Linked DNA regions of Homo sapiens: all the other regions are linked to region 1. A link is a loop called in an ENCODE intact Hi-C map of the cell type or tissue named here. Cell type or tissue: dorsolateral prefrontal cortex. All regions are shown on one strand.

Region 1 (8,000 bases):
CACATGCATGCACACACACGCATACCATGTATATGTTATATGCACACACACCACACCTGCACATGTGTATGCACAGAGGTTACAGTTGTTAGACAGGAACACAATGGTTACCAGAGATGCACTGAACTCCATAGTTGTCTCTGGGGAAAGGAATTACTAGAGGACTGAATATTTATCCCATGCCCTTTGCTACTGTTCAAAAACGGTGTTTTAAAATATACATGCGTTGCTTTTTCCATGAAAAAAAGCTAGTTAATGAAAATATACCACAGTTGGCTGTTTTTATGCTTCTTACAATGCCATTCTTTGAAAAGCCAGCCAACTGTTTAGTATTTAAGTGACTTTATTAATTAGGCTCACTATGAGATTACCATGAAAATCATGTCAAATTTGCTGTTTCCACGGGCACCAGAGCATTTGAGTTGAGAAAGAGCTTGGAAACGCACACTGATGGGAATCAGAGGTTTGGATTTCAGCAGAATCTCTGAAGTGCCTTTATCCTCCCTACTAAGGCCTGGAGAGGGGGCAGGACAGCATGCCTGGGAGCTCGGAGAATTCAAGATTAAACAACTGCCTCAAAGCCCTCTCATAGGGTTCCCTGCCAGACATGGAAAATAGAGAAGCCGGAGTTCTTTTGTTGGGCTGAAACCAGGCTCGGTTGCCCTTGATCATAGCTACCCCGCCTCGGCTCTGGCTTTCCTCCACACATGTAGCTGCAATAACAATGGTAATGGGTAACCTGGCCTCTGAGAACATTCAGGGAGAGCCGATAATGGAATACCAAAACCAATGCCTGGAAAATCTGCCCAGCTAGCTGTACTGTGAATGGGACTCACTGCAGGGGCTCCTGCGGAAATAAAGGTGCACCGGCCTTCTAAAGATGGCTTTGTATGAGTCCTTGCTAGGTAAGGAAATGTTCAAAAAGCTTCCTTTTTTTTCCTTCAATGAAAAAAGATGATCAATATTAGCCTGCCCTAATTCACATTTTCATGAAAGAACGTCATAATGAGAAAGGCTTACTTTCTCCCCAGAGAACACATTCTAAACACCTGGCCTCTGTGCTTTCCAAACTTTTAAAGTTTCGCTACGGTGTTTATGAAGCCTCTTTAAGTAAGAGATGGCTGGAATAATGAGCTATGATTGCAAACAGAGGCAACACCTGTAACAGACCTCCTGGCCCAGTGTTGAAAACGATGGGCACTGAGCTGGGGAGAACACAGTTCAAGGTATTTAAGAACTGTAATTATTTATTCATAAGTTATTTATGACTCTGCTGGTCTGATTTTTACCGTAAAAACGGCCATCCAAATTATTTTTGGATGAGGCCACTGCACAAATATGACTATTTGGATGTACATAAATCTACTTGGAATTTTACTATCCTACTGCAAACAAGCTGTCTTTTGTAGATAATTCCTTACCCAAGGGTCCATGGCCCTGGGAGAATAACCCTACTGAGGAAAAGGGTTTGCAAAGAGCCGCCTTCTTTTCACTCAGGTGTGGGCCTCAACTTTCTAGATGAAGTTTAAAGAATCAAGAGGCCTTTGTCATCTGCCAAGGCCAAGATTCACCTCTGCCAGAGAACCTCCCAGGGGCGCGGCCCCCTCACATGGCTCCCCAGATGTACTTCTGCGGGCTGCCAGCTGTCACTTTCTAGAGCATTGGTACCGCGCGTAGTCCTATGGTGCTTTTCCATGCATGCCTGTGATTTTCCCCACTGGCGTCTCATTGAGTGCTGAGCCCACTTCCTTGCACACTCCTCCGTGGTCCCAGGAAGGATTCGGCATTTCTAAACTGGAGACACGTTTCTAATCCACACAGCAAGTGGCTTGCGTGACCGAGGTCTACACTAGCTCCTGTTCTCATACCCATCATCCCGCCTGGCATGAAGGAGAAGATGGTGTTTGTTTCCCCTTCCTTCTAAGTGAAATCCCTATGTCTGGACTCAATTTCTACAGTCCTAAGGCTCTTCATTTATAAAAGGATCAGTTATGAAATTCATAATTGCATTTCCCTATTCGTGTGGTTAAGGACCTTTTCATTTGTTTCCTGGCCCTCTGGACTTCCTTTTCTGAAAATTGTTTATATCCCTTGCCCATTTTTTTTGCCTATTGTGTTGTCTTTTTTTTTTTTTTTTTTAAATCAATTTGTAAGCATTCTTTGTATATCAGGGACTTAAGCCAATTTGTGTTGCAACAATTTGTGTTGCAAATATTTCTTCTTAGTCTGTTTGCATTATGACTTGGTTTATGATGCTTCCCACTGAACACAATTTTTGAATGTTTATGAAGCCAATGATTTCAGTCTTTTTAAAAAATTATTCCTGGATTTTCCAACTAGATTTTAAAGATCTCCCTCATAGCAAAGTTATACCTATATTCCTTAAATGTTATTGTTTTCTTTTTTTATACTTAAACCTGATTGTTGTAATCTAGTATCGTGTTTTGTCCCCCTTCCAGGCAGGAATATCAACACCGTTTATTAACGCACGCAAGCATCCTTTTACACTAAGTTGAAGTTCTGCCTTTGTCATATATTACATAATAACAGTCCCCAACCTTTTTGGCACCACGGACCGGTTTTGTGGAAGACAATTTTTCCATGGACTGCAGCATTGGTGAGGGGGACAGTTTAGGGATGAAACTGTTCCACCTCAGATCATCAGGCGTTAGATTCTCATAAGGAGGGCACAACCTAGAGCCCTCACAGACGCGGTTCACAATAGGGTTCGCGCTCCTATGAGAATCCAATGCTGCCGCTGATCTGACAGGAGGTGGCGCTGATGCTCACTGGCCCACCGCTCACCTCCTCCTGTGTGGCCTGGTTCCTAGCAGGCCAGGGACCAATACCGGTTCGCTTCCTGGGGGGCGCTGGGGACTCCCGATGTATTTCTATGTTTACTGAGGTCTATTTTTGGACTCTTTTATCTGGTCCACTGATATTCCTTTTTCAGTCACATATAAATACACACGCTCTTATGGGACAGATCTCTATGTGTATCATACTCAACACACAAGCACACCAGTTCATCCAAGAGCGTAGCAGCGGCAAACTCCCTAGTTCACCTCCTGCAAATGTGTCCTGGCCTCTGTGGCGTCACTCATCCCTACCTCATACTATCTGTACTTGCCAACAACCATCTATCAAACTGAAGAAGAAAGTTGTATTATGTTTAAAACAACCTGGATGTGGGTTCTGGTTTTCTGGGCCAGCATCCTGAGGGATATTTCTGTGAGCAGAGCTGGCTTTGGAAGTTGTAGCTTTGAGGTTAAGAAGCAGAGCTGGTTGTTTAATGAAAGGGACAGCTCCATACCTTCCCCTGTGTCTCACAGAAGATAATGGAACAAAAAGAGCTTGTTTACCTAGATGTACTCTCTGCTGAACTGGCCTTGTTGTGTGACCAGCACAAAAACTAGGAAAGTTCTGTCTCTGTTGAGTTTTGGGGAAGACCACGAGCCCCTGTGCAACCTTGGCCTCACCTCAGCCTGTGGGTCCAAAGGCGGCCGTGATCCATGTGGGCTTTGCAAGATACCATCGTGTGGCAGTAGAGACTTAACAGCACGTAGCTGCTGGTCCAGGGCTGAAGTCCCACAGTCCTGGGATGAAACCTGGCTCTGCTACTGAGAAGCAGCCACACAACCTGGGACAAATCAGTCAGTCCCTATGCCATGGATTGAACTGTGTCCCCCGCCCCCCACCAAATTCATATGTCGAAGCTCTAATACCCAATGTGACACCATTTGGAGATGGGATATTTGAGCTGTAATTAGGTTTAGATGAGGTCATGAGGGTGGGGCCCTTATGATGAGATTAACATTCTTATAAGAAGAGGGGCCGGGCGTGGTGGCTCACACCTGTAATCCCAGCACTTTGGGAGGCTGAGGCAGGCGGATCACTTGAGGTCAGGAGTTCAAGACCAGCCTGGCCAACATGGTGAAACCCTGGATATCTGAGAGGAGGGCGCCAGCACTGTCAGGGGCTAGCAAGGGCCTTCTTCCTGGCATCCTGTATTGTATTAAAATACAAAATTACTATTTGGAGATGGGATATTTGAGCTGTAATTAGGTTTGGATGAGGTCATGAGGGTGGGGCCCTTATGAGATTAACGTTCTTATAGGAAGAGGGGCCGGGCACAGTGGCTCATCTCCAAAAATACAAAAATTAGCCAGGCATGGTGGCACATGCCTGTAATCCCAGCTACTTGGGAGGCTGAAGAAGGAGAATAGCTTGAACCTGGGAGGCGGAGGTTGCAGGGAGCCAAGATCGCGCCACTGCACTCCAGCCTGGGCGACAGAGCGAGACTCAGTCTCAAAGAAAAAAAAAAAAAAAGAAGAGGAAGAAAGACCAGAGTCCTCTCTCTCTTCACTATCTCAGGACATAGAGAGAAGGATGCCAGGAAGAAGGCCCTCGCAAGCCCCTGACAGTGCTGGCACCCTCCTCTCAGATATCCAGCTTCCAGAACTGTGAGAAAATAAGTGTCTGCTGCTGAAGCACTCGGTCGGTGGTATTTTGGTGTGGCAGCCAAGCTCAGACACCCTGGGAGCCTCAGTCTCCCCACGTGCAAAATGGGGAAATGTGGCCCATACCTCACGTTGTGAGGATGAGAAACTCTCACATATGTAACCTGCCTAGGGCACTGCCTGGTGTGTAGATCAGCTGCACATATTAGCTGCTGGCATCACTGGCCTCCACGCAGGAGAGTGGGGCTTGAGGATACTTGCGTGTCACACGTGGGACAGAAAGAATGGGCGCAGCTCATATGCAGGGTTTTCATTTGAACTTGGACATCTGTGGCATTGCAACAGGGCATTGAAGGGGAAGGCCCAAGATAAGGGCGATCCCCACTTTGGTGGAGCAGGAACCAGGCTACCCCGGCTGTCTCATCTGGGAACACCGTCTCCCAACCCACACACACCTGCCTCAGTCCCGGAGCGCTGGCGACCTCTGGTGGTGAAAAAGGCAATACGCTTCGTTTTCAGTCCATCTTCATTTCTGGGGGGAGGAAAAAGAGACAAAATTTGAGGACAGCACGACAAAAGCATTACTTTTGGCTGTGATGTTATAATGCCAAGCCACGGAGATAGGGAGCAATTCATGTGCAACTCTTCAGGGCCTGGCAGGGGCGCACGCTGCAGTGGCGGCTGCCTTTTTCACTGCCCCCACCCCTCCCCGCAGAGGTCCTCCTTGGGGTGCAAGTTCCACCGTGATACTGCAGAAGTGGCCTTCTGCAGATAACGGGGGCGGCTGGTCTCCAGAGGCTGGCTGGGCTCATCCCGGCTTTCCACCTATTGGAAGGCTTTGGGGCTGGGTGCTTTTATTCAATTCCACGTCCATTTCAGTTAGTGATCAGCAGAGACTTTTGAACAGAATTACAGATTGGGCTGAAGTGAGAGACAAGATTCTCCAGCAGACTAAAAATTAAAAATGAGAGGACACCATTAGGGGCTGTTTCCCCCCACATTCCTGTGTCGAAGCCCTAACCTCCAATTCCTCAGAATGTGACTGTATTTGGAAACAGGGCTGTTAAGGAGGTAACTAAGTTAAAATGAGGTCATTAGGATGGACTCTAATCCAATCCGACTGGTGTCCTTATAAGAAGAGGAGATTAGGTCACAGACGTGAACAGAGGCCTGACCGCAACAGGACACAGGGAGAAGACGGCATCTGCAAGCTAAGGAGAGGGGCCTCAGGAGAAACCAACCAGGCCTGCCCACACCCTCACCTCGGACTTCAGCCCCCAGGGCTGTGAGGCAGTGATTTCTGTTGTTAAGCCCCCAGCTGGCGGCTCAGCAGCCCTCGCAGACTCACATGCCACCATTCAGAGGACCTGCTCGACCGTGGCCCCACACACGCTTTGGAACTGGCCAGGGAGGAGAGGCCCCTGCTTACTTGCCAAGTTGGTTTCTGGAGAGATCCAGGGTTTTGAGCTGCCTGCAGGTCCACTTCTCTTGAGGTGGAAGTGCCGCCAGCTGGTTCCCCTGTAACCTCAAGAACATGAGGGCCTGAGAGAGAGAGGGAGGGAGAGAGAAGCTAAGATAGCATCAGATACAAGAAGGGAGGGGAGACTGAAGAGCCAGTCAGTTCCCAACCACGCGCAGTCAAACGATTCCAACCAATTTTCCTTCACGCAGATCCCAGCTGTGTGGGGCCCAGCAGCCTCTTCAAACTCACGAAATGATATCAAACAGTGCGACGGGGCCATCTATCTACAGGAGCTCCTCCCTCAAAGGCAGTGAGAGGCAATTATTCTAGAGTGAAAGGAGCCCAAGCAGCTGTCAGCATTAAGGATTCTTAAGAGTACTGATTACCGGTGTGTCTCTCTGGGGAAAGTGCCAGACTCTGATGGTTTGGAGGACAACGGCTCACGGCTGGTGGGGGTGGCATGGGGCATGCAGTACAGTGCTGGTGTCTGCCACCTCCTGGTGGGTGGCCTCCTGGGCCAGCCCAGGTCTGGGGACGGGGTGGCAGTGCCACCAAGGGTAACTGTCCTAGCCGCATGCCCTCTGCTAGCCGACACAGTCCCAAGCTGGGCCCCTCAGGATTATCAGCATGTCTGGGGTGCCCCTCGTGGGTAGCCCTCCCTCAGCCCTACTGCAAACAGACCCTGCAGGGAACCCAGTCACCAAGGGGGATGAGGGGCTACCTTGCACCTGTAACACGTTTTATTCTTTTTTTGTTATTCTTTTTATTTATTTACTTTTTTAGAGATAGGGTCTCGCTCTGTTTCTTAGGCTGGAGTGCAGCGGTGTGATCATAGCTTGCTACAGCCTCAAACTCCTGGCCTCAAGCAGTCCCCCCATTTTGGCCTCGCAAAGTGCTGGGAGTACGGTTCTGAGTCGCCGTGCCCAGGTCTGAGCCATCATGCCTGGCCCACGTTTTACTTTGCAGGAGTACCTTAGACATGCTATCTCCCTGCTTGAGGACATCACCACAGCCACCAACTATCCCGCCCACAACCAGGGCGGCCTCAGGAGGGCCACAGGCTGTTTGCTGCCCCACATTAAATTCTCTCCTCCTGGTGCTTTTGTCTCCTTCCTTGTTGAAGGGGCTCACGCCACCGCCCACCATCAGAACCGCTGCAGCCAGCCCCCTCCTGCTGAAATTCTATGGAGACCCTGCCATGTGCCAGACCTCAGGGTCCCCCAAGCCCCCACATACCCACCCACCCCTTCCCAGTGTGGAGAAGGAGACCTCGAGCAGACACATTCCCTGCAGGCCCACAGTGAAGCTCTGGACAAGGCTCTGCCTCTCCTGATTTGCTGCTTCTGGGCTTTGGGGGAAGCCAAAAATCCAAGCCTGCTAGTTGTTGGTGTGAAATACGAGAAGACAGACTCAGAACAGGGGCCCAGGGGCTGTGGACAAGGCCTGAAGGCCAGGAGTACCCTGCGAGGAGTATGATGTGGGACCACCCCCCCCCGGGGGCACCCCGCGTGGCTCCTTTCTTCTGAGAAGCGTGAGTCCTGTCCCTGGGTCCCTGGCTTTGCCCTGTGCTTGTCAGGAGCCTAGGACATGATAGCCCATCCTCTCTGAGGATACACATGCTGAAGGGGCCTTCGCTGCCTTGTGGGGGTCGCCGCACACAAGAGGCTGCACCAGGCCTTGGAGGAGTGCCCGTGGGGGTCCTGGCAGTGGCCTGGCAGGACCGGGGGCTGAAGCCTGTGCAGGGTGGCCTGGGCACTCTGCCTGGGGGTCCACTACAGGGCCCCTGGTGAGGCTGCCCTGATGGGGCCCCTTCTGGGGTTGGCCCTGAGCTCCAAGCAATGAGTGTGATCCACGGCCTGTCTGCCTAAGGACCCGCCAACCACCTAAAACAACCTAAAGCGAGAAGGTACCCGTATTCTGGGGTAGGCACACAGGGTTCCGTGGAAAGGCCCTTCCTGGAGCTCTCAGTGTCCACTCAGCCTCATATATGGGCAGGCCGTGGACTTAAAGAAAGTCCCGAGGGATACGAACCATAACCCCACCACCACCTGACACAGCTGCTTCTGCTGTCCACGTGC
Region 2 (8,000 bases), 72 kb before region 1:
CAAAGTTGCTGATTGAGGGAAATGGACAGGAATCGGCCTGACCCTTGGGTCTTGGGTATAGACAGGACAGGGCTGTCTGCCGAGAAGTGAGGCAGGAGCCGAGCAGGGATGTTTTGGAATCGGCGAGGGTGTCTGAACACCATCAGCTCTGCCTGCATCTGCTCCTCAGGCTGTCTGCAAGTAGCACCGTGTCCTGGAGCAGCATGTTAAAAAGCTGAGTTGGTTCAGGCTTTTGAAAAATCAAAACAAGACAAACGTCCACCCCCGTGATGAACAACAACTTTTTCCCAGGCTTGCAAGCGCTGCGGCCGGGTTGCCCTGGCAACGACACATTTTGGATCGGCCGCTTCCCTGGGCCTTCCTTTCCCATGTGCACAATGGGGATGGGAGAAGGTCAAGGTCATTTCCGGCTGCACATTCTGGGAGGCAAACCCATACCTCGGAGGCCTCTCTCCTGCCCTTTAGTCCCTGGCTGGCATCTCAGCAGGGAGAATAAAGGCGTCTGTGTTGTGGCTTCCTGGAGCCTCTTCCTTGGAAACAGATAGTCTGATAGGCAATGATGGCAGCTGCTGACTGCTTATGGCCTGGCTGCTGCTGGCCATGTGGGCCTCTGGAGCGGGGGGCCTTGTCAAGGCTCCCCAGACCCACTTCCACAGCCACAGGACCTGCCTGCAGTCTCTTTCCCTTTTCCTGGAAACTTCTGTCCCTTTGTCTACTCCCGATGAGTCAGAGTAGCCGATGGAGAGGAGTGCAGAGCCCAGGCCAGAAACAAGTGGCAAAGGCAAGGTGTGTCTCCTCTCTAAGGTCGCTAGGCCACAGCAGCAGTGGTTTTCGTTTGGGCCTGACAAGGAGCCGGTGCTGTAGTCACCCATGACTCTGGAGGCCCTGTTCATCCATCAGGCCTGGAAACACCAGCAGGACTGGCCAATCCGCCCCAGAGCTCAGCCAGCACGGACAGTCAGTCTTGGCCAGCAGCACCTTCCTCAGGCCTGAGAAGAAGAGGCCAGGTCTGCCTTGCACAAGCTGCAAACTTTGGTTCCCTGCACACCAGGCAGAGGGGGCTGCCCTGCCAGAGGCAGCTCCCACATCCCCTGAGCCTGAGTCATTACCTGCTAAAGAGGGGACAGCTCTTCAAAAGACCTGTGGCCTCCTGGGTCCCGGCAGCATCCGTGAAAGTGAAAAGAGCAGAATGTTGGTTGGCACAGTTTTCTGAATCTCTCCCTGGGCCATCTGTTCCAGTTACTGCTGTTTTCTAACAAAGCACCCCAAAACTTAGCGGCTTACCACAGCCATCTTCCCATACTCCTGGTTCTGCAGGTCTGGAAGTTGCACAGAGCACAGGAGGGCTGACTTGCTTCCATCCTGTAAAGTCTGAGGCCTCCACTGCAAAGACTCCACAGCTGAGAGGGACCCAACAGCTGGAACCATCTGAAGATGTCATCTCTCATGTTTCCCCCACATGATGCTGGCTGTTGGTGCGACCTCAGCCCAGGCTGTTGGCCACAACAGCCTCTGCATGTGGCTTGGGCTTCCTCAGAGCATGGCGGCCTCATCACAGTCAGACTTCTTGACTACAGGCTCAGGGCTCCAGAGGTGAGTGTCTGCTTCATTGCCTTTCCTACTGAGCTTTGGCAGTTATGCTGCATCATTTCCACCATATTCTATTTGTAACAAGCAAGTCACAAGCTCCCCCCAAATACAAGGGGAAGGGACACAGACTCCACTTGTTGATGGGAGGGGTGACAGGATGGGAGGTACTGTTGTGGCCGTCTTTGGAGAACATAATCGGACACGCCACTCTCCTGGCCTTCCTTCCCACTCTGCCCCAGCCACGATCCAGCTGCACAGACAGCCTTAATCAGGCCCTTCCAGTACCTTCTTCTCTTCCTAACAGCTGCTGGACAGGTCCTCCACAGGCCCAATAGTGAGCTGGGCCACCAAGGCATGGGGGAGGCCCCTCCATTTCTGCCTTTTTCACCATGGCTGGGGAAAGGGGCAAGCTCAGGGTTAACTGGAGTCCACAGGGTCATTCAGTTTGATGGAGTGCCCCAGGCTGTCCTGGGGCCTGGCCTGCCTCCCTCGCTGTCTGTGCCTGTTCATGTGGCTTTTGGTTTTGTGTTTCTTGGCTTGTGAGTTGTGGTTCCGGAATGAGGGGAGCCAGGCAGAGCCTCACCCTGGAACCAAGCAGTGGGGGGTCCTGAGAGCCCCCCCGGGAGCCCAGAGCTTCCTCTGTGGATGGTCTCCCCTCTGTGGCTCCAGTTTAGGGGACTTGGGACAGAACCTTTTGCCATCCCCTGCCCTATTTGTATTAGGGGCAGGCTGTTCTTGGTGGAATACAGTTTCTGTGTGGCTGACACAAGTGTGAACTGCTGACTTGCCTTTTGTGGCTGAGTTCTGAGGAGTTTTGCTGAGAACAGCGCAAGGGTTAGTAGGTCCCAGCTGTGAGAGCTGAGGGACTGCTGTAGTTGTAGAAGCTGCTTTTGTCAAGAGACTCTCTCAGGAAAAATGTTCTCTGGATTTCCAGACCCTTTTCTACTCTTTCCCCTATTCCCAATGTACCCCTGGCCCGCAGACCCCCCAAATTCCCTAGTGTGGACACAGAGCCCTACTCTGCCACCAGGCCTGCACCTGGCCGCGGGTCCAGATGCCAGAGACATTAAAGCATGTGTGCGTGCACACACACACAAACACACACCTACACACACATGCACACACATGAACACACACAAACACACGAACACAACACACATACACATACACACACATATGCACACACAAACACGAACACACACACACATACATATGCGTGCACATAGAGAACAGAGTATTCATGAGCCTGTAGTACATGCAAAAAAGCCAAGTTACGTTTTTAAAACTTTTCTATTGCACCAGAAATACAAGATGCCGCCTAGAACGTTGGGAGAAGAAGGTCCGCCCCGCAGCCGGCCCCCAGGCGGGCCCGCTTGTTTGGGCCTCTGCCTGCCCGCCGGGGGTGTCTGTATTTACATTCGTCCACACCCGCCACAAGGGTTCCTTTTTCCCCACGTGGCATCGTACTTGGGAATACTTGGTAAAGCAAACTCATCAAGCCCACAAACTCTTCTCAGAGGGCGCAGGAGCCCCGGGGCAGCCATTTCTCGGCGGGCTGGTGCCCCGTCGCGGCGGGAGGACGGCGTCCGGCTGCTCGGAGCGGGGCGCACCCTGGCGGCGGGCGAGGGAACTGCTCCTGCCCGCGGGTTGCATGGGGGCAGGTGCCCTCAGGAATAGGCTGGAGAGGTTGGCACGGCTCTCTGCTCTCCCGGGCTTCAGTGAGGGAGAGGAGCTGTTACATTTTGGCAAACAGCAGACCTTTCTTTCCCAAGCCCCCGGCTTCTAGCCACCATGGTTGACCGAGTTCTTTCTCTGCTGTAGGAGAAACAGGGCCCAGCCCCCGGCTTTGCCCAAGGGTCCCCCTGGCCCTCCTTCCCCGTCACTGCCTGGGAGTTAGTGATGACTGGGGAGGATTGGTTTTTGGGAGAGGGGCTGCAATGAGGAGTGTCACATTTTCTGAAGCGACAAGGAAGCCTCTGCACCCAGACCCTCACGTTCGTTCCCCCATCCAGTGTCCACCTGCCTGTCTCCCTCTAGCAAGTAAGTCCTCCCAGCCCAGCCCCTGACTTTGATGCAATCCCTCCCTGAGAACTGAGAGGGGCAAGTGCCCTGCCTTGAGCGATGGGAGTTCCTCTGTAGGGCCTTGTCACTTGGGGGATGGCAGGCCCCTCGCTGCTGGTTCCTGTTCCTGTCCCTGTGCTGGGGACAGCTGTGTGCAGCTGAAGAGAATTTTCAGGCCAAGCCTGAGGTTCAGGGTCTACTCCCTGACTGGAACAGAAGTAGACAGCACAAAAGACGTTACACTGGCCCTGAGCATGCCAAGGTCAGGAGGGTGGGGTTGGTGGGGGACCATGGATAGTCCCCAAGAACATTGACAGGAAAGACCTGGAGGCCCTTATGCACCTGAACTGTACTTCAGGAGCCAGGGTGGGGGCTGCAGCATCTTCCCTGATGCGTGCTCTCCGCAGTGGGGATCTGTCTATGCATACACCCTTACAACTTGCTGTTCCAGGCTGTCATCCCTGATTATTTTCCATCTCTGTCATTGAGGAAACAAGAATCTAAGAGGCATAGGATCTTGCCCTGGGTCTGGCAGCTGGCAATTGGCAGAGGGAGGATTCGAACCTGGGCCTGTATTTCCAAATCCCACCCTCAACACCACATTGAGGAACAGCCCCTTGAGGCTGAGCTCTGGCAATTCCTTTAGTCCTCAGTGTGGCCTCGAGGGAGAGGTTTGGAGCGAAGCCCTGGGCCTTTAGCTTTTGGGGTTTCCAGGACCCAGCAGAGGCCCAATTCCTGGCTGCCCCTGCTTGTACTCAGGGGTCTTGGGGTCTTTGGTCTTGAGGCCCCCATGGCCTCCATTGTGATGGAACCTAGTAGTTTGTGGCACACAGCCATTGGTTCTTCATCAACCAAGGAGGCAGGGCATGGAGGAGCCGCAGGTCCCAGGAGAGAGGAGGTGGCTGTGGGTCACCCAGCCAGGAGGTGCTGGAGGGAGTGCGAGCCCCATTTTCTGACCCTGACCCCAGCTGCCCCGCTTCATATTGCACTACCCAGTGTGTCTCTGTTCTCTTAGGTCCGACCTCTGAACGTAAGAGTGAATGAAAGGGAAACCAATAACGGGAAACTCAAAGGACAGGGGCCTCTGGGGTGGGCAGACCAGTAGCTGGAAGGGGTCCAGCCCTGATTCCTGAGATCGCCTCAGCCTTGTGCAGGCCCCACTGATGGGCAGGCTGGGCTCCAGCCATTGTCTGCTCCACGGCTCCATTGCGGAGCAGAAACCTTGCACCGAGGGCAAAAACACCTAGTGTGCCTTAGATCCAGTTTAAACCTTTTTGATAAAGAAAGTCCAGATAAAGAGTTCATTCACTTCCCCTTCTCCAGCTGCACTTGATCTGAGGCTTTGGTGACCCGATGCCGCTATTTCAGAGGGAGAAATGTTTTCTAGTTCCTTCCACCTCATTGTCAGCTGAAGCTCCCCCCAGCCCCCACCCTCTTCCTCCCCTCCTTCTCCTCTGTCTCCAGACCAGGGGAGAAGTTGTGCTGCTTGAGGGCAGGGTTGACGGGGATGCCTTGGCTGGACTTGGAGATGGAGGATTGAGTCTCGGTGGGAGAGATGTCGCCTGGCACGCAGCACATCCCAGAGGCCACTTTGGAGGAAGGGAAGAGGTCAGCTCCTGGTGCTCATGTGGTGGAAGCCACAACCACCTCGCAGAGCCTTCTCGGGTCTGCGTAGTGACGGGTGTGTGCTTGGAGGGCCAGGCAGGCTCTCCAGAGTGTGCAGAAAAGTGCCTCCTGGAGATTCTGCACACGCCCAGCCCGCCACACTCACATGAGTGAGACCGGGACTGGGCAGCTCCTAGATGACACCAACGACGGGACAAGCCAGAGCCTGGGAGGAAATGAATGCAGGATCCAAAACGGCGGCTGCCGTCCGAGTCGGCAGAACGAGGTTTCTGAGCGGGCTCCGGGCTGAGCGGCGGCAGATCCTCGCTCCCCGGGCCTCAGCGCTGTCGCGCATGCGGTTGAACGGCGGAGCCGCGGCCGCGCAGGCGCCGGAGGCCGTGGGAGGTGACATAGCTGCAGGGGGAGCTGGGGAAGAGCCGCGCAGGCGCCGGAGGAGGCCGGGGTAGGTGACGTAGCTGCAGGGGGAGCTGGGGAAGAGCCGCGCAGGCGCCGGAGGAGGCCGTGGGAGGTGACGTAGCTGCAGGGGGAGCTGGGGAAGAGCCGCGCAGGCGCCGGAGGAGGCCGTGGGAGGTGACGTAGCTGCAGGGGGAGCTGGGGAAGAGCCGCGCAGGCGCCGGAGGAGGCCGTGGGAGGTGACGTAGCTGCAGGGGGAGCTGGGGAAGAGCCGCGCAGGCGCCGGAGGAGGCCGTGGGAGGTGACGTAGCTGCAGGGGGAGCTGGGGAAGAGCCGCGCAGGCGCCGGAGAGTCTTGCGGAGCATCCCCCTGTGCTGAGTCCCGGATTCATTCCTTGGTTTTACAGACGAGGAAGCTGAGGATCTGAGAGCTGTACAGTAGTGGCTGAGGTGGGGTTTGCAGTGAAGGATGTGACACACCCCAGATGGAGCTGAATGGGCGTGGGACCTCAGGTCTTGGCCACAGTGGCCTGCTGTGCATTGATCCTGCTACAGAGTGTCCATTATCAGCCAGGCGCGGTGGCTCACGCCTGTAATCCCTGCACTTTGGGAGGCCGAGGTAGGGCGGATACCTGAGGTCGGGAGTTCAAGACCAGCATGACCAACGCAGAGAAACCCCGTCTCTACTAAAAATACAAAATTAGCCGGGCGTGGTGGCGCATGCTTGTAGTCCCAGCTACTCGGGAGGCTGAGGCAGGAGAATCGCTTGAACCCGGGAGGCAGAGGTTGAGGTGAGCTAAGATCGCGCCATTGCACTCCAGCCTGGCAACAAGAGTGAAACTCTGTCTCAAAAAAAAAAAAAAAGTGTGCATTATCAGGGACATGGCAAGAGGACGGTGGTGGAATGCTGGTGGAGCTGGCCCAGCCGTTTCTGGGGACGGGGTCCTCAGCACAGCCTGAGACTGCTCTGGTCCCACTGGCCAGGCTGGGGCTCTGGGGAGAGGCCTGTGGGAGGCTGGTGAATCCCAGGTCTGATGGCGCCTTTGGGCAACGTGTCTGGACTCAGAAGTCAGGAGCTGAGGATCCTGTGGGGTCGCGTGTCAAGGGGGATTTCGATGACAGCTGTAAGTCCAGGCAGTAGATCCAGCAGAATGCATGTGGCCACCAGAATTTACCCAGCGCCTCCAAAAAGTACCCAGTTGGGAAGGAGACAGACGCCTGTGTGGAGGGAGGGACGGGTGAGAATCTGGGGCCCTGTCCCTTAGTCCTTTGTAAATGGCAGAGGGAGAGGGGGCTTCCGGATGGCAGTGATCCAAAACTCACCTTTCCATAGAAACAGTGAGGACACTGGAGGCCCAGCTTCCGGGCCAGCCCCCAGTGCTGAGAGAAGCCACTGCCCCTTGCCACCCCCGGAGAGGATGCCAGCCGTGCTCATTAGAGGGTGGGTGCTCCCAGCATCCAGCCTCCCTCTCATTCAGAAACTCGGCTCCAGGAGGGGGTTTTGGAGGCTGGGTATATGAGGTGTGCCAGTACCTTGGGGTTCTTCTGAGACCAGGAACCCGTGCTTTAGGCCTTCAAGGGCCAGGACTCACCTGGGCAGTGATTGGATGGGAGCAGCCCCCTCGTCCCCCTCGTCTAAGGCAGTTCGAAGAGACAGCACCGCAGAAGGCCCTCTGTGTGTCCCACCCTCCTGGGGAAAGTGAGATTCCTGTCCAGGCTTGGAGGAGCAAGGCAGTTGCCTACTACTTGAATAAATGGGTTGTTTCTGGATTCTGGGAATTGGGTAGCTGACAATGGTGCCTCTTTGGTGTTGCTGCCAGGATGCTGGGAGTCTCAAAGGGGACCAGTCACAACAAGGACGTGCACTCTTTGGTTCCATAGTAATTTTATAGTAATTAAGAATGAATATTTTAGTTGGGCACAGTAGCTTGCACCTATAATCCCAGCACTTTGGGAAGATGAGGTGGAAAGATCCCTTGAGCTCCTTGAGCTCAGAAGTTTGAGACTAGCCTGGGCAACGTAGTGAAACCCTATCTTTACAAAAAATAAAAGAAATTTAGCCAGGCGTGGTGGTGTGTACCTGTAGTCCCAGCTACTCAGGAGGCTGAGGTGGGAGAATCACCTCAGCCCAGAAGTCAAGGCTGCAGTGAGCCGAGATCACACCACTGCACTCCAGCCTGGGTGATGGAGTGAGACCCTGTCTCAAAAAAAAAATTTGTAACTTTGATTTTTTTTTAATTGCAAAAGAAATTCTACATACGAACAATCCAAAAGAAAAGGAATAAAAGTGGCCATTCCAGCAGCGAGGAATAACCACCACTAATATTTTGG
Region 3 (8,000 bases), 47 kb before region 1:
CCAGATCTTGCTTCCAGAACCACTTACAGAGTAAGGGTCACTGGCCCAGGACTCACTGCAAAAGTTCAAAGCTGGCAGGCAAGGGAGTGCGACTGCCAAGGATGTCCTTGTCATTGTCCTGCTTTGGGAGAAGCAAGCTGACTGGTGTTTCTCCACCCTCTTATGCTCCAGATGAAATAAAAACCCACTTGCCCAGGGATGGGGGATAACTCATGCTGCAGGGAAACAGGCCTAGTGTGAAATGGAAGAGCTCCAAAGTACACACACACACACACACACACACACACACACACACACACACATTTGAACTGAGGACTTTTCGTAGGGGAGATTTACCGTGTGGGGCTCGGTAGTCAAAGTGCGGGGTGTAAACACTGTGGGGAGCTGCAGCTGGCGCCAGCCTCACATCACTGCAACCATGTAGACCATGTCCCGGACAGGCCACCCTGCCCAGCATACCTTCACAGAGGAGACTGGCATAATCCTGGGGGTCCCCACCCACAGACAGGTACTGAGCTATGTCTCAGCCCAGGAAGGGCAGGAGCTGAGACCCCAGGCTTGGAGATGACAAGGTGTGCCTGTGTCATCTGTCCCCATAGGGTGCTGTGTGGGCTGGTGGACACCTCGGGTAGGGTTTCCTGCTTGGCAGGAAGAACAGTGAATCAATGACCTGGATGCATCTGCATGTCGATTGCAGCTGAACTCTGGCCCTGGAGACATTCGTTAGGTAGGGTACTAGGTAGGGTACTTGATCTACAGGTGCACTGGGTACTCCAGAAACAGGCAGCCATGGCCAGTGCGGAGCCCCTAGGAGCTGTCTGAGGGGCCCCATCTTGTTTCCACTTTGCCTTACAGCCACGTTAGTGGCTATGCTATTTGGGAGAATGGAAGGGCAGCAAAGCCACTGTGCAGGACCTGGCTGCAGGGCCTTCTGTGCTCATGCTGCTGCCTGGGTCCTAAAGGAGCTGCCACTCAGTCTTACCCATGCGGAGTCAGCTCTCGGGCTTTTAAGACGGCAATGACTCGGCCCCGCTGGGCGCCAGAATCCTTCTCCAGGCCAATGACGATAACATCTCCACCGCGCCTAAGCAACCAAAACCCAGAAGGGGAAGCGATTTGTCGGTAGCCGTGCTCTCCGGGGAGTGAAGCCGGTGTGCAGAAAGGTGCGGGAGGGAGGCAACAGACATGCAGTTTCTGCTAAGGGATTAAGTTATGGGGAGGGGACAGACTTCAAAGCAGAGGAGAATTTTCTCAGTGGAAACTGAGTCACAGTTGACTGTGGCTTTCCTTGTGTGGCACCTTAAGCTCTCTGGCAGGCAATAAGCTTTTGTGCGGCCACTCTTAGATTTGCTAAAGCGATCGCTTCCATTCCCAATGGAGGAAACCAACCCTCTTGGAAGAACAGCACCTGCCTCCCCACATGACCTGTAAGGAAGCCAGGGGGCTTCCCCTTGCTCTGTCCCCAGAGCAGGAGCAGTGGGCGTGCCCTGGATGGTGCCCTCACCTCGGGAAACGTACCTGGGGACCCAAATGAGGTCTCTGACGGCGAGGATCTTCACGGCCTGCAGGTGCTGGCTGAAGGTCTCCCCGTCCATGGGGGTCAGGTCATGCTCAGACCTGTCGGAGGCAGCACCGGGCGTATGTAGCATGTCTGAGTCCTCGCAGTCGGTGGAGAAAGGCACACTGGAAGAACTTGCTGGGGAGCTGGGGAGGCTTGAGGGGGACCTGGCAGCCTGGCGGGGTGGGGATGAGGAGTAGGAGGACATGGAGCAGTAGTCAGTGAGTGATTCCTGGTGGATCAGGATCTGCGTGCCCAGCTCCTCACTGTACATGATGCTCACGTCCGCGATGGAGTCCCCCTCAGGCACCTTTGGGTTGGCCGTGTGGCTGGCTGCCGGGGGTTCCGTGTCCAAGGGCCGCACGGGAAACATGTCCCTGAGGGGGCTGGGGACCCCGCAGAAGTACCGGGCACACAGCTGGTAGGTGGTGGAGTGGTACATCACCAAGGAGTTGGCCTTGTCATCCAGGCACCAGACGACCTCCTCCCCTCTGCCCTCAGAGCTGCACACGACTGACGTAACCATGGAGGGGGCCATGTAGGGCTCCAGCCGCCTGCAGATCTCCAGGGAGGCACAGTCGATGACAAGGAGGCCCGGCCCATTGCTGTACCAGACCTCAGAGCCGCTGTTGACCACCTCCATGGCCTTCACTGGGTAGGGGTTCTGCCGTGCGTCTTCATCCGCGATGCTGAACTTGGACCTGTTGGCTGTGTGTGAGCACAGGTAGGAGCAGCTGTCCTTTGGGGTGCCCCGCACCACGGGAAACACAGCCACAAGCCCATCGGCGAGGCCCGCTAAGACCAGGTAGGAATTCTGAAGGAAGGAGACAGGGATGTGTCACATCCTTCCATTTCACACATTCCAAGAGAGACACAGAGTAGGCACTGGACTCATCTGCACCCACACCAGGCGGGCAGTCACTTTCCACCAGTGCGCCTCAGGGCAGCAAATCTCTTAGAAAGGCCGGGGCTACTCCTAAAGAAGTGCAGCTCTGACTCCGCAGAGCCATATCTACCATCCCTGCAGCAAAGAAAGGAATGTGCCACCCAGAGGCAGGGCCTGTGGCACCAAGTAAGGCTGCGTGTCACCTGGACCACATGGGCTGCCTCTGCTTCTGCCAGCTTCTTGCAGGGCGAGCAGCAGGGAGCTGCCTTCTCCTTGAGGCCACCAAGGCCTCCTTCAGAGGCAGGACCTGGTGCCCCCGCCCTTTTCTCGGTGCTGCTTAACATGACAGCAGTGGGGGCATGGCAAGCATCTGTGCACTGCCCCCTGCCTGCCACCCCCCCCACCAGGCAGAGTGTTCCATAAGGATGGGCTCCCAGCCCACCAGCATCCCCGTGGCACTAGCCTGGCACAGGGAAGGGCTCAGTCTCCTTCATCTTGGTGGCCCTGTGACTCCACCTGGCTCCTGCTCCAAGTGGATGACATGTGTTTGCTGAACTAATTCTGGAAGAAATCGCTTCCTACTCAACCCTCTTCTGGAGGCCTGTCTCAGCCTGCTGAGCCCTCATCCCAGCTTACATCTATCGAGATGCCTGTGGTTCAGCTGACGTTGACAGGGTCCTCAGGGTGCCCCCCACCCCCTCAATGAAGCATGAGCTCTTCTACACCCGCCAGAGGTCACCGGGCAGAGGCCAAAGTTGCAGGGACCTTGCTGAATGCTGGGCCCACCCCAGACCGCCCCGGGGCACCTCCCAGGGCAGAGCCAGGAACAGAGTGCAGCTCCGCAGCCTAGACACCGCGTCGGCTGTGGTGGGGGTGGGAAGAGGTCTGCAGAACAAAGCTGGAGTCAGGGCAGAGCAGGGAGCTGGGCCTCATGCCAGTGAGGGGGCAGGGCAGAAAGCCTCCTTGTGGGGAGCTGGGGGAGCTCAGGAGGCTGGCTGTGCAGGGCAATGGAGTGGAGACCCGTAGCTCACTGTCCAGGACAACATGCTCTAAGAAAGCGTATCGAAATCCATCCCCAGGACTTTAGGGAAAGAAGGCAGCCAAGGCAAACAGGCTCCAGGTCTCTATCTGCAGTCCTGGCTCAGGCCCCGGCCAGGGCGGTGAGTGCCACGTCCCGGCTGGGTGTGAACGTGGGTGCGCGTGCAAGAATGCAGGCTTCGCGCTGGCGGCCTTGGAGGGGGCAGACACCCTGCCCAGGAGGCCCTGCACAGAGCAGGCTTTATTCCCTCTGGTCGTGCAGGAGGTGGTGCCCTGGCTGGGGGCTCTCGCCAGCGGTGGCCTCAATAACACTTTGTGTCGTGTTCTCCTGCGCTCTGGTACGGGCCTGGTCCCAAGCTGCGTAGCCTCGCTGTGGGGCCATGGTCATAAATGACTCTAAGGTTCATTTCATACCTGTTTTTTTTTTTTTTAAATGAAACTGAAGAAGGGTGAAGAGAAGAGTTCATGTATTTTGCGACCATCCAGAAGTAATAATAATACTCATTTACCAAGCACACCGGCCTAGACCTTTGGGTATGCTAGGCCTTCTGTCTCTTCTTATACCTGTTTTGTAGATGGGCAAACTGGAATTGGATGATGACAGTCACATTTTAACAAAGCAACACCAGTAAAGGCTTCTTGTGCATTTAGTGAGGGCGCCTATGCACAGACAGGCCCCTCAGGGTGGATGAAACCAGAGCTGGCTGAGCCGTGCCTGAATCCTGTGGGCGGAGGAGCCCGGAAAAGCCAGGGAGCTGCCCCCCACTGAGGGGCAGCTTCTCAAAGGAGGGGACAAGGCCCCGGGTCTTGAGAACTGAATCGGAGGCCGTCTGGGAAGAGGTGCGTGGAGGGGCTGTTCCTGGAGGAGGCTGGGATGTCAAGGGCCCAGCACAGAGTGGGGTGCTTTGTGGGGAGGGTGCCGGGCCCAGCAGGGACTGGAGGCCAGCCTCATAGAGGCTGGGGCTAATCCCAAGGTGCAGCACAGCTGGCTGGGCCTTTAATGGGGAGAGTGCCCCTTGGGGTCTCATTTAGAAAGGCCAGGGCTAGGAGGTTAAAGAGCTGAGTCTGCAGGGCTATGCTGCACAAAGAGAAACTGCGTCTGGTGTAAGACGGCGAGTACTTGGCGGGAGGCAGAGATGGAGGGAGGGAGATCAGGACCTCCAGGACCTGGTGATCAAGTGGCTGTGAGGTGGCTCTGGCCTGGGCAGGTGGGGAAGAGGCTCCGGATAGGGGAAGGGCACACGCATGACTGCTCACCGTGCCATTTGTACCAACAGTCCTTCCACCTGAGTCAGGGCATTTGCATGTGAAAGGGGGTTTTTCATTCGGCCTGCAGTCTGGCTGGGGACTTGACTTAGGTTTTTGCAAACCGGAAGGCACTAATGACGGACCAGGTCTGATATCTTTCCTCCCACCGTCTCTAAGTCTACGTCCTAGGCCAGGTGGTCCTAGGTGTGGCTCTGCAGGCGCCACCCTGACATAGCTAGGAGACGCCTCCTAGGCGTGGAAGTGCATCAGAGACCTGCATACCTGCCTTTGCCCCGACCTCACCTTTTTAATAACAGGCACGGCCAAGAAGCAGGTGACGACAGCTGGAGTATCCAAGGCCTGTTGGGGTGTGTTTAAGGGGCACATGCCCTTGAGGGTGTAGATGTAGATTTTCTGGTCCTGCAGAGGCAGACAGGTCCACTGTGAGACCCAGGCTGGAAAGTGTCTGGCATTTCCCAAGCCATTCCCATGAGGATGCACTTGGACTTGGGGATCCCCTATGGGTCTTGGAAAGTTACATGGATTGACACGTTCTGGTGGGTTGTTTATGGATTTCTGCTCTTTGTAGAAACGTTGAAAAAGACAGACTAGTCTAAAGAGGAAACAGAAAATAGCCCGTCATCTATTCCCCAGAGAAAACCAACATTGGGATCTGGGGGCACAGCCTCTCAGAAGTTCTCTGTGGTATTTGTGTGTGCACCTGGTACTGGCAAAGTGGACTCACGCCGCAATGCTGTCTTCTCACTGTTCTTCCCATGTGAGACAGCATGCTTTAGGCAGAGCCCTTGCTTTCCTCACTCTAGGAGGAAATGTTCACTGTTCTTCCCATGCAACAGCACGCTTTAGGCAGAGCCCTTGCTCTCGCCCATTCTAGGAGGAAATGTTGTGGGAGCATCTCTTGGATGCCTGGGACTGGGCTGCACCTACTTCGGCTAATCTGTTGTCAGATGTTTCTTAACACTGAGATTTCTGAGGCTTAAGTGGTACGCAAGGCTGGAGTGCAATGGTGCGATCTTGGCTCATTGCAACCTCCACCTCCTGGGTTCAACCGATTCTCCTGCCTCAGCCTCCTGAGTAGCTGGGAACACTCACGCACCACCATGCCCAGCTAATTTTTGTATTTTTTAGTAGAGACGGGGTTTCACTATGTTGGCCAGGATGGTCTCAATCTCTTGACCTCGTGATCCTCCTATCTTGGCCTCCCAAAGTGCTGGGATTACAGGCGTGAGCCCCTGTGCCTAGCCTGCCTCAGAACATTTGTGTTTGGCCAGTTGTCTCGGGACTTCTCAGAAGACCCCTCCTTGGGCCTTCTAGTGACTTCCCTGATTTCCCTGATGTGAAGGCAAGAGGCCTTCAGAGCTGAGTGACTAGCAGTGTTATGGGAAACACAGGCACGTCCCTAGCCTCCTGGGTCTCGTCTCCTGCTGAGGGTCTACATCTGGTCCTCACCATCGCAAATCCCGGCCTCCAGCCAGCAGCAGGCAGGGTTGAGCTGCCCCTGGTGACAGGCTGCTACTTCTCGGGGCTCCTGGCATTACTTGGGGACTGCACGGGGATGCGCTGGGGGTTATCTGAAAGTTCACTTGACCTGGCGTCCTGTATTTTTATGAATGTGGCCCCCACCCAGGGCTGCACCCAGTGGGCAGTGCTTACCTCGGTGGGCAGGCCTGCGGGCAGTGCTTACCTCGGTGGCTGTCCACAGGGATCTCTGGACCTGGAGCTGGCAGCTCACCTTCATCCCAGGGCAGCACATCCTCTGCACCTCCATGAGGCCCTTCTCTGTGTTCACCACCGTGTAGTTCCTGTAAGTGGCAGAAACTGTGCTGTCAGTGCCCGGGGGCCAGGGGCTGCCTCCTTTCCCTGAGCCTGGCCTGCCAGCTGCGAGCCTCGTCTACCTCCCCTGCTCCCACCCAGGGTTGCATCCTGTGTTCTGAGAGGGCAGAGCCGGGTTCTGCCCGAAGGGTAATGCTTGACCGTCGCCCGCAGGAAGGGCATTCGCCAGAGAAGAAAGGCTGTCCTCTTTCCGTGACCCCTCAGGGTTGAGACGGTTGCCCCCAGTACGAAGGAGGGGCCCTCCCGCCGGCCATATCCTGCCCGCCCCTGTTATGCGGGGAGCTCCTCACTGTAGAGTAGACAAAGCCAGGGCTAAAGACAAGTTGGGAGAATTCCAGAGGAGATTGGGTTGGGGCGGGGGGGCACTCAAAATGTGCTCCCAGCACGAGTGCTCTGAGAACTAATGGCTTGTCATTTGCGAGAGCCTTGGCTCACCAGGCCGGCTGTCCCCGGCATCGCTGTCTCCCCTCAGGCTGTGGCGGGCATCCTGAGCACTCACTGCATGGCAGAGGAGGCTGAAGCTGATGGGGCTGGGAAGTTATGTACCCCGCATCACGCAGCTCTGTCCCTCAGACTCAAGAGAATATGTTAAGCTCGCGGATAGCAGTTCTCAATATAAAGTTTCTCCTGCCACCAAATTTTAAAAAGCTGTTGACTGATAACGTATTTGCAGATGATAGAAATGGTAGAAAATACAGCAAACAAAAACTTCCTTCAGGTGTATTTGTCTCCTTTTCCCATCATTTTTTTATGCATCAGAAAAACAAAACTAAGATATTTGAATAGCTTTTACTTTGAAAACAAACAGTTAAAAATATAGAGAGTCATAAAGAATAATTGCCCCTGTTCCCTGCAACTGGAATTGTGTCCTAGGCGTATCCTGTTTACCTGCTCGTCTGCCCTGCCTCTCCTGCCTCCTTTCCTTCCTTAATTCTCAGACAGATCTCAAGTCAAGTCCGGTTCCATCCTGGCTCCCCTGCTTGGCTGCCCGTGTGCTCCCAGCCAGCCCCCTCCTCCCTTCCTGTGAGTGAGTCTCTCTTCAGGCCGCAGTGAGTTTTAAAGAACCTTCACAGGTCACAGGAAGAGGCCTCTGTCTTCCCTCTGGGATGAGTCTTCAGAGCCCTGAGCGGAACTGTCTCAGGTACCTGCCGCGTGTGTGTCTCTAGGCCAGCAGGGCAGGGCCCGGCCCAGCCTCCCAGGACCAGTCTGGCCCAAGGTCCTCCAATTCACCCTCAGAAGTCTGACGATGTCCTTGCTTCTAGGGTGGCAGATGTTCCAGGTGCACTCCCTGCCCCGGACCTGGACTCTGCCATGATTCTGATGAGCCCTGGTTCACTTTGGTACTTAGAGACCACAGTCTGGGTCCTAGGGGTGCATATTGGCATTTGGTTGGTCCTTGTTTTTAGGCCTTTTCAG

The links. Hi-C counts contacts between places; a loop is a spot of excess contacts. Peaks named below come from ENCODE experiments on the same cell type or tissue, not always from the same donor. Only the 100,000 strongest peaks of a DNase experiment are listed, where the experiment ranks them.
Region 2: a loop joins it to region 1, with 2.1 times the contacts of the local background. A loop is called at or near these places in 67 of 110 quality-filtered maps.
Region 3: a loop joins it to region 1, with 6 times the contacts of the local background. A loop is called at or near these places in 9 of 110 quality-filtered maps.

The regions. Positions count from the first base shown.
Region 1 is chr15:101,012,318-101,020,317 of GRCh38, reverse strand. LRRK1 (leucine rich repeat kinase 1) reads right to left here. Exons shown (of 34, transcript NM_024652.6): 11 at 5,890-6,002; 12 at 4,916-4,992. Among named protein-coding and RNA genes, the nearest start is that of LRRK1, 97 kb to the right of the region's middle. RefSeq lists a silencer at 4,740-5,034. In dorsolateral prefrontal cortex, a CTCF peak has its summit at 4,944 (motif pointing left); DNase peaks (open chromatin) are centred at 4,917 and 6,197; H3K27ac peaks cover 1,657 bases.
Region 2 is chr15:101,084,159-101,092,158 of GRCh38, reverse strand. All of the region lies in intron 1 of LRRK1-AS1 (LRRK1 antisense RNA 1), which reads left to right. Among named protein-coding and RNA genes, the nearest start is that of LRRK1-AS1, 64 kb to the left of the region's middle. RefSeq lists a silencer at 3,047-3,286. In dorsolateral prefrontal cortex, CTCF peaks have their summits at 2,986 and 3,196 (motif pointing left); DNase peaks (open chromatin) are centred at 251 and 3,208; H3K4me3 peaks cover 944 bases; H3K27ac peaks cover 3,194 bases.
Region 3 is chr15:101,059,724-101,067,723 of GRCh38, reverse strand. It overlaps LRRK1 (leucine rich repeat kinase 1), which reads right to left. Exons shown (of 34, transcript NM_024652.6): 30 at 6,436-6,553; 31 at 5,034-5,150; 32 at 1,519-2,372; 33 at 983-1,084. The region is part of intron 1 of LRRK1-AS1 (LRRK1 antisense RNA 1); the gene reads left to right. Among named protein-coding and RNA genes, the nearest start is that of LRRK1-AS1, 88 kb to the left of the region's middle. RefSeq lists enhancers at 1-190, 4,181-4,845, 4,846-5,511. In dorsolateral prefrontal cortex, no CTCF peak of the experiment used is centred here; DNase peaks (open chromatin) are centred at 3,313 and 3,703; H3K4me3 peaks cover 869 bases; H3K27ac peaks cover 1,382 bases.